Linked DNA regions of Homo sapiens: region 2 is linked to region 1. The links are chromatin contacts, found by Hi-C or POLR2A ChIA-PET in ENCODE. All regions are on one chromosome and are shown on one strand. Each heading gives the region's core, a stretch centred on a gene start or an enhancer-like site at or near the end of the contact. The rest is flanking DNA. Distances are from core to core; before and after follow the strand shown.

Evidence for each region. Hi-C counts contacts between places; a loop is a spot of excess contacts on that map. ChIA-PET counts read pairs that join two places held with the same protein, here RNA polymerase II (POLR2A). Pooled maps may share reads with other maps.
Region 2: a loop to region 1 is called in a map of endothelial cell of umbilical vein, with 18 times the contacts of the local background. The contact joins the enhancer-like site here to the promoter of ITGBL1 in region 1. A Hi-C loop is called at or near these places in 3 of 168 maps with a recorded cell type or tissue (PC-9, endothelial cell of umbilical vein and mammary epithelial cell) and 2 of 50 pooled maps. POLR2A ChIA-PET finds 5 or more read pairs at or near these places in 1 of 52 experiments (PC-9).

Annotation. Positions count from the first base shown.
Region 1 is chr13:101,450,006-101,454,915 of GRCh38, forward strand. It overlaps ITGBL1 (integrin subunit beta like 1), which reads left to right and starts at 2,670. Exons shown (of 11, transcript NM_004791.3): 1 at 2,670-2,926; 2 at 3,878-4,095. The coding sequence starts at 2,829. RefSeq lists enhancers at 1-914, 2,248-2,752.
Region 2 is chr13:101,638,575-101,643,484 of GRCh38, forward strand. All of the region lies in intron 7 of ITGBL1 (integrin subunit beta like 1), which reads left to right. Among named protein-coding and RNA genes, the nearest start is that of ITGBL1, 190 kb to the left of the region's middle. Within about 2 kb of position 2,362, at least 4 of the 41 ENCODE cell types and tissues checked have a DNase peak (open chromatin) inside an H3K27ac peak, as active enhancers do; they include PC-9, endothelial cell of umbilical vein and mammary epithelial cell, where a contact is called at or near this core.

The DNA of each region.
Region 1 (4,910 bases), core at 1,420-3,919:
GGCACATGTGCGTCCTTGAGGTTCTGAAAACTGGGAAAATGGAAGGAGTAGGTGTTTCCAAGGCATTCAATACTTTGGTTAAAAAAAAAAAAAAAGAATGCTAAAAGGCATAAATTTAAAGTTACCCTTTGATTTTGACAGAGTTTCTGTGGATCCAAGACTTTCGACTGAGTCACCAAGTCAGCCACAATATAACTATTTCAACTGACTGGGAATATTATTTCTGAGTCATAGTAATGTAATGATCTGAACATTTATATTCTCTCAGTTACCTAGTACATACTAACTTCATTTCAAAGGTGAATAATATATTAAAGAGAATATTGCTTATTGAATACTACACTGTATGAAAATACTACAGGTTAAAAAATCACTTAAATCCATTAAAAATGTTCAAATATCAAGTCCCTATTTCATAATAAATTTTCCCTCAGAAAATATGCAAGGAGTAAACAATACATGACTCATTTATTAAAGCTTCCATGTTTTTATTGCAAATTCCTAGTTGGGCTTTGGAATAGATACTTCCCTTCTATCATTACCACATTCTCTGAGTCACTAGGTTTCTAGATGTTGACAGGAAAGCCTGTTCCTATGTCCTTGTACTATCACACGTGGGCAGGATAAAATGTAACTCTAGAATTTGTACTAAAGGTGGGTGGAAATTCCACTCTTAGATCCAGGCACCCTCAGGCGTCAGCCCTGAGCCCTGTGCTTTGCAAACTTCTCAAGCTATTATTATGTAAAAATAGATATCTTGGGATATTATTCAAATGCACTCTGTGATTCCTTAGAGCTGGGGTTGGGGCCTGAGAAGTTGCATTTCCATAAGTTCCCAAATGATGCTGATGTTGCTGCAGGTCCATGGACCACGCTTTAAGAACAACTGACTTAGTAATTCCCATTCTGTCTCTTTTAGACAGGCCCTTCCCCCACAGGCTGCAGTTCATGTGACTTAGGGAACCTGCCAACTCAGAACCTGTGTCCTTTTTTCCTAAGCCGCACTTTGGTTATCCAAGACCCCAGAATTACCTGTCCAGACAGCCTCCCAAAACTGTGCATACCTGTCCCCAGTCTGTCCTTGCAATAGAAGACTCCACCAGTGTGTACACACCTGTATCTAAGTGTGGCCAGAAAATCAGCTATTTGAAAAAGGTTAAATTGTGTGGGTAGGGGTTGGGGGGTGGGGGGACACACAGATGGGCCTCATGCAAAACCTCCCCTATTACAGGGTGGAGATTGGGGTAGAAACAGAAATGTACTATGATTAGAGGACCTTCATCGTCTTCTTGCTCCAGCAGGCTAGTGTTGTGGTGGTCTTACCCTTATACCTACTTATATATAAAGGACAGGGAGAAATCCCATCCTATTATGGCTCATCCCTGATTTTAAGGATCTGGGACCACAGATGATTCTTGGATGGTTCTATTTCATGAGGAAGGATTGCATGTACAGTGCTCTTCTTAGGGTGAATGAAAAATGTTTTCCCCCTTCCATATAACCCTCTACACATTTTCCCAGATGACCATAAATGTAGGGGATAGTGTATGCACTTTGGATTTCAGCTGAAATACGACTAACTTCCTCTGTGAATTTGAGCAAGTCAGTTGACCTCTTTGCCCTCAGTTTCTTTATCTTTAAAATGGGAGTAAGAATGTCTCCCTGTTCTCTTCCATCTCCTTCTTATTTCTACCCAATTTAATTCAATACTTTTTTCAGTTTTTTGTTCAGATGCTACCATCTTTGATTAGATCAAGTGCCTGTATCTCATCTGGAAGTAACTTCTCACTGCACTTGCAACCCTTTGTTCTTTTTTTTTGTGGTTTTGTGTTGATTAATGTCTTTCTAGCTCATTGGACTCTGAGAGAGCAGGGATCATGTCTCCTTAGTTCTCTGTTATATTCATTCTGTCTTGCACAAAACCTGGCACCTGATAGATGCTAAATCCCCATTTGCTAATGCATAAATAAATGTGTGATTATTGTCATAATTAGAGAAAACATACTAAATGACTGGCACATAGTAGGTGCTTAGTAAATGACACCAATTGTTTTTCAGTGCAATTTGTGCTATAAATAAACATTTAATTTTCTTTTCTCACATTTGATATATGGGGAGAATGGGGTGAATTTGAGACAACTACAATTTAAACTGTCCAAGTCACCAACAAATTGTGGTGTGATAAGCTACTGGCCTAAACAGCTGGAAGCATGACACGCTTTTTAAAGACTAAAGAAATGAAATATCCAGTTTAAATCAAAGGATAATAAATGCAAGAAAAAGTTGTGTTTGTCAGATTTCCTTGCCCCGGCCCCAACCCAAACTCCAAAGAGTGCATCTACTTTAAAAGCGTGTGGTGAAAGTAATTCCCTACCCAAGTGTTCCCACTACTGTCACTGGCCTCACCCTTCTCCACAACTCAGGGATTATTTTAAAGGTTTCTTTAATATCGGCCAGTCCAAATATTCTCTTGTCAAATATTTCTGTGGCCCGTACTTGAAATCTGTGAACAGGACACTTTTTTTTTTTTTAATGTCAAAATAAACCATCTGCTTGTACAACTGTTTCTAATTACTTCCCTGCCTAGACTCTCCACTGAGGGGTTTGGCACCAGCACCCCGCCCAGAGCAGTGCCGCTGCCCAAATCCTCGCAGGCAGCTCATCAACGCAATTGCAACTCCGGCTGGAGCCCCGGACCTGCAAGCCTGGGTGTCCGTGGGTCCGTCTGCCCAGCCATCTGCTGGTGGCACCTCTCCCTCCTGCCGCCTCCCTCGGTGAACCCCACCTTGCAGAAGTGCAGCTCGCCCGGAGCAGCCCAGGAGCTCAGCATGCGTCCCCCAGGCTTCAGGAACTTCTTGCTGCTGGCGTCCTCCCTTCTCTTTGCTGGGTTGTCAGCTGTTCCTCAAAGCTTCTCGCCATCTCTGAGGTAAGTTTGGTTTGTTATTCTTCAGTACAGACCTGCCCTGCTTATGTGGCAGGGCTCAAGCTTGCAGGATGGCTGCCCTAAGCCAAGAGCTGTTATTAAATTGGACAAGGGATAAACTGTTTTCAACCTGTTCCTTTTCCTCTCCTTATATCTACAGCGTGTATTGCCTCATGTCTGTCCTTTTGCTTTTCCTTTGGAAAAATGCAATCATTGAATAAAAATATAATTTTCTTTTCTGCAAATACATATCAGGAGGAATTCCTGCTGTGAGTTAAAATGCTATGTGTACCAGTATCTTCTCACAACATGTAAAGCAGAATGATCTGTTTCCCAAGGGCAGCAACAGGAGGTCTGTGTTACATTTTGTATCATCCTGAAAGAGACTGAGTGAGGCACACTGCAATAGTGAAACTAAACTTTTTAAAAGTAGAGTTCCTAAAGACTGCTTAATGCAAATTATGCCCGATGCTATCATAGCATGTCTAACTCTTTCTATAGATTCACGTTTTCTCTTCTGTAATATAAGTGCCCATTGGCCATCAGATAGCAGTGGGACGTTTTTTAAAGGAGAACTGAAAAGTCAGCTGAGTGCCGTACCTTGGATTACTTTGTATTTAATCTAAATGTGCATATAAGATTTAGTGATAAACTACCAAAGAGCAGGGCAGTTCACCTCTGTCCACCTGGAGGAAGGACCTGTGTCCGGGGGCAGGTCACCCATTACACATTTTGGGCCCTGGTCATTTCTCTGGTGGGTGATACCTGTTTGCTTGGGAAAATACAGCCCTTCCAGGCAGCGCTTGGACCCCAGAGAGATGTGGGCCTCAGGCGTCCTGTTCTTGGGGTTGTACGTCTGCACCTGGAGGGGACACTGGGGAGGAAACGTGGGTTCGGAGCAGGGGGCGGCGTCCGCGTCTGACCCGGCCTGCCGGTTGCTTGTCGCCCGCGCAGGAGCTGGCCGGGCGCCGCCTGCAGGCTGTCCCGGGCCGAGTCGGAGCGACGCTGCCGCGCACCTGGGCAGCCCCCGGGGGCCGCGCTGTGCCACGGCCGGGGCCGCTGCGACTGCGGCGTCTGCATCTGCCACGTGACTGAGCCGGGCATGTTCTTCGGGCCCCTGTGTGAGTGCCATGAGTGGGTGTGCGAGACCTACGACGGGAGCACCTGTGCAGGTAAGAGGGCGGCGCTGTCTCCTCCCTCGGGAGGTCGAAACTCCTCTTCTGGGATTTCTGCCACTCCCTAGAAGAGTGAAGGGTGGGGACACGCCTCCCTTCACATAAGCACCAATTAAGTTACTGCGATTGTCACACTTTGGCTAGTTAATTCTGGCATCATTTATCACAACACTTTTATCCCCCAGGCTCTGAACTTGAATGGAAGTAAAGTTTTAAAAATTCATTCACTTAATTATATATTTTATTGTAATTATGATTTTTTAAAGTTGGGATCTTGCTATGTTGCCCTGGCTGGTCCCCCCCCCCCCCCCCAACTCCTGGAATCAAGCTATCCTCCCTCCTGAGCTTCCCAAAGTGTTGGGATTACAGGCGTGAGCCACTGCACCTGGCCGTCATTTGCTTAATTCTAAAATCTCACTTGCCTCTAAAGTTCCTCATTATAGACTAAATTCCCCAATGTCCTCACAAATGGAGTTATTTTACTGGGTTCTCCTATCCCTATCAAGAATGTTAATGATAATATTTGTAGATCTTAGGCCTGTATTTTATTTTACATAGGAAACAGTGGGAGGGGGAATGTATTATTTTCCTCCATTCTAGGGAGGCAGGTTTTGTCTTTGAAGCCTGATTTGCCCTCTCATTATTAGAATATAGTTCACAGGCAGGAGTGCATATCAGAAAACTGTAACAAGGAAAAAAGTAAACGGGCACATATTTACTTAGAATGACTGTTCTTGCATTGTTCTAGCTGCTTGAATTTTTGAGTTGCAATGAAACTTGGTATTTTCTGAGGGTGGAGTGAAAATACATTC
Region 2 (4,910 bases), core at 1,112-3,611, 190 kb after region 1:
AGGTGAAAGGCACATCTCACATGGCGGGAGACAAGAGAGAATGAGAATCAAGCGAAAGGGATTTCCCTTTATAAAACCATCAGATCTCATAAGATTTATTCACTACCATGAGAGCAATATGGGGGAAACCACCCCCATGATTCAATTATCTCCCACTGGGTCCCTCCCACAACACATGGGAATTATGGGAGCTACAATTCAAGATGAGATTTGGGTGGGAACACAGCCAAACCATATCACTATTATTCAGAGTAATTATGATCAAATGCAACAGTGAGATTGAAAATATTATTTAATATTGCATTTTGAGTACAAATAAATTTTGGCTTTTAATCGTGAACAGTCATAATGTTGAATGTTTTACTTAACTGTATTTATTATTAATTTTTTGAAATGGTAAAAAGTAACAACTAACAAACTAAGAAAAAAGAGAAAGGAAATGAACAGTGTTATAGGCAAGTAGATGCTGTGGCTTACAAGCATATGGTTTTCTCTCAGAAACGCCCCAGTCCTGTCTCCTATCTCATCTCTAGGAGCCCACATCTACACATCAACCTTTCCTACCTGAAGTCAAGACCTAAAATAGCTGTTTACATTTGGAAGATAGTATTCAGAGTATTCGCTTTAAATATCTTATCTAGAAATTACAAAAAAATTCAGACTTCTCATAGATTTTCTATACCATATTTTCTACTCGTGGCCAATATTTCCCTGAGACAAAGTTTTCTTTTGTTCTGAAATTCATGGGATAAAATAATTGCTTGAATAATCAATTTTTGGAAAGACTGATAATGTTGCTCAAGAATTGAAGATACACATATCTAATCATCATTTGGAATTGGGTGAGTCATCTCCAAGTTATTTCATATGAAATAAAATCAAATCCATTATTTAAATTACAGCTCACAGATATTTCTGAAATTACAATTCCTTCAAATATATATAAGAAGAAGTTAAATATTTACTTTTAAGATTTATTCTAAAACAAAATAGTTTACTACATTGAATAGACTCAGATTTCAATTTGGGTCTTTAGGTATAAGTAGGACCTGTCTTCCTTACTTTTAATTTATTTTAGCATGGCTTTATTATTCTGCATTACACACCGTCTTGTGTGTTTCCAATTACAAACCATGTTTCATTGGGTTCTCTCAGCATTTTAGTTTTGTTTTTGAAATATTTGGTGGTTGCTTCTCCTCTAAAATGCTTTAATGCAATTTCGGTTAAACTTCAGATCATCCAATTATCAGAATAGCACTATATAGACAACACATGAAGAAGTGAGTCATTCACCCATTTCCTGTCTTTTGTTTCTTTACTGATTGAAGGGTTCAATAAATTCCTTCAGCTCATAATGACCATGAAAGTTAAATACTATTTTTATCCATTCAGCTGGGTTTTAAATACAGCATGTGGACCCATCATTCTGTCATGGGCAGAAGCTCTGGAAATTCTTGACAACTTATAATCTTCCCTGCCCATATTCACAAGTGAAAATGATTATACTTACAAGAAAGAACTTTACACACTAATTTTTGAATCAACTTTCAGAAAGACAAGAAGTCCATGAAAATCAGTGTACACTATTGCTTTTGAGAAAAAAATTATCTGAGTATAAAGCATTCAGGATTTAAGGGTTCAACTTATTACTTGTTTATCACAAGTTAAAGTTCTTGTTTATCACAAGTGGAATAAAATCAATTATTCATGATAACACTTTGGCTTACTCAATGTAAATTTTCTTGGATTAAAGTTAAATTTTAAAATAAGGCAGTCTGTTTGACAGAAAATGAAACTTTTACTTTAGGAGAAGAATACAATGTCCCAGACCACTCAATTTAGATTACACCAGGCACTCTCTTGATTTATCCCATACCCTTGTATATTCTACCTGGGTACATTTTTTACTACCTGAAATCTCACCGTATATTTTTTTACTTCTAGAAGTCTATTTTACCTTTTAGGATAAAATTACAGAAGAACGCACACTTTTCTTATTTAGCTTTGTGGTCTTTAAATTTTTTTAATTTGCATTTATTTTATTTTAAAACCTTCAACTTCCATTTTGGATTCAGGGGGTACATGTGCAGGTTTGTTACATGGGTACACTGTGTGATGTCAAGGTTTGGGGTAGGAATTATCCCATCACCCAGGCAAAGAGCATGGTACCTAATAGGTAGTTTTTCAGCTTTTGTCCCCCTCCCTCTCTCCCTTTCTAGTAGTCCCCACTGTCTATTGTTCCCATTTTTATGCCCATGAGTACCCGATGTTTAGCTCCCACTTATAAATGAAAACCTGAGAGCAGTACATTAGCATGTCAAGTACTCCAGTGTCCTAATAAATAGCTGATGACTAACGTTGAAGGAATGAAAAATATCCATCATTACTTATTTAGTATTAGTGTACATTTTACTACCATGGCACTTATGACTAAAGGTTTTGAAATCTGCACTGCAGAACTTCATGGGTCTTTTTTTATGCCTATGTTCTGAGTGTAATTATTCCTTAGTTGTTTCATGTGTATATATGAGTTATTTTTCTCAATTAGGATGCAAACATGCTGATGGCAGGAACTTACAATAGCTTCATCTTTTGAGTTCTATCATGGCTGACATAGATTAGCAGCAGAGTGTCAATGTGTGCAGTGAGGGAATGATGAGTCAATGTCTGAGTGCAACAGTAGGTGTCAAGTAATGGTTGTTAAATAAATGCATTACTTTAATAATCTGCCAGTCAGTTTATGAATAAGGTGAAGAAATAAACATATATTTCTTTTTATTTTTTTGCATATTTTAAATTATTTCCTCTTGGTCTATATAGAAAAGGAGTTAAAATGTGTGCTTTCTAAAGTCTCTCTGATTTTTTGATTGTCTATTTATGTCATTGTGGTTTTTATTCTCAATTTTGGGGTGTACTCCTTCATAACTTGTGTTTATGTGTCTTTCTTTTTTATTTTATTTTATTTTATTTATTTTTATTTTTTCTTTTTTTTCTTTTTTTATTATGCTTTAAGTTTTAGGGTACATGTGCACAATGTGCAGGTTTGTTACATATGTATACATGTGCCATGTTGGTGTGCTGCACCCATTAACTCCTCATTTAACATTCGGTATATCTCCTAATGCTATCCCTTCCCCCTCCCCCGACCCCACAGCAGTCCCCAGAGTGTGATGTTCCCCTTCCTGTGTCCATGTGTTCTCATTGTTCAATTCCCACCTATGAGTGAGAATATGCGGTGGTTGGTTTTTTGTTCTTGCGATAGTTTACTGAGAATGATGATTTCCAATTTCATCCATGTCCCTACAAAGGACATGAACTCATCCTTTTTTATGGCTACATAGTATTCCATGGAGTATATGTGCCACATTTTCTTAATCCAGTCTGTCATTGTTGGACATTTGGGTTGGTTCCAAGTCTTTGCTATTGTGAAGAGTGCCGCAATAAACATACGTGTGCATGTGTCTTTATAGCAGCATGATTTATAGTCCTTTGGGTATATACCCAGTAATGGGATGGCTGGGTCAAATGGTATTTCTAGTTCTAGATCCCTGAGGAATCGCCACACTGACTTCCACAATGGTTGAACTAGTTTACAGTCCCACCAACAGTGTAAAAGTGTTCCTATTTCTCCACATCCTCTCCAGCACTTGTTGTTTCCTGACTTTTTAATGATTGCCATTCTAACTGGTGTGAGATGGTATCTCATTGTGGTTTTGATTTACATTTCTCTGATGGCCAGTGATGGTGAGCATTTTTTCATGTGCTTTTTGGCTGCATAAATGTCTTCTTTTGAGAAGTGTCTGCTCATGTCCTTCGCCCACTTGTTGATGGGGTTGTTTGTTTTTTTCTTGTAAATTTGTTTGAGTTCATTGTAGATTCTGGATATTAGCCCTTTGTCAGGTGAGTAGGTTGCAAAAATTTTCTCCCATTTTGTAGGTTGCCTGTTCACTCTGATGTTAGTGTCTTTTGCTGTGCAGAAGCTCTGTAGTTTAATTAGATGCCATTTGTCAGTTTTGGCTTTTGTTGCCATTGCTTTTGGTGTTTTAGACATGAAGTCCTTGCCCATGCCTATGTCCTGAATGGTAATGCCTAGGTTTTCTTCCAGGGTTTTTATGGTTTTAGGTCTAACGTTTAAGTCTTTAATCCATCTTGAATTAATTTTTGTATAAGGTGTAAGGAAGGGATCCAGTTTCAGCTTTCTACATATGGCTGGCCAGTTTTCCCAGCACCATTTATTAAATGTGGAATCCTTTCCCCATTGCTTATTTTTCTCAGGTTTGTCAAAGATCAGATAGTTGTAGATATGCAGCGTTATTTCTGAGGGCTCTGTTCTGTTCCATTGATCTATATCTCTGTTTTGGTACCAGTACCATGCTGTTTTGGTTACTGTAGCCTTGTAGTATAGTTTGAAGTCAGGTAGCGTGATGCCTCCAGCTTTGTTCTTTTGGCTTAGGATTGACTTGGCGATGTGGGCTCTTTTTTGGTTCCATATGAACTTTAAAGTAGTTTTTTCCAATTCTGTGAAGAAAGTCATTGGTAGCTTGATGGGGATGGCATTGGATCTATAAATTACCTTGGGCAGTATGGCCATTTTCATGATATTGATTCTTCCTACCCATGAGCATGGAATGTTCTTCCATTTGTTTGTATCCTCTTTTATTTCCTTGAGCAGTGGTTTGTAGTTCTCCTTGAAGAGGTCCTTCACGTCCCTTGTAAGTTGGATTCCTAGGTATTTTATTCTCTTTGAAGCAATTGTGAATGGGAGTTCACTCATGATTTGGCTCTCTGTTTGTCTGTTATTGGTGTATAAGAATGCTTGTGATTTTTGCACATTGATTTTGTATCCTGAGACTTTGCTGAAGTTGCCTATCAGCTTAAGGAGATTTTGGGCTGAGACAATGGGGTTTTCT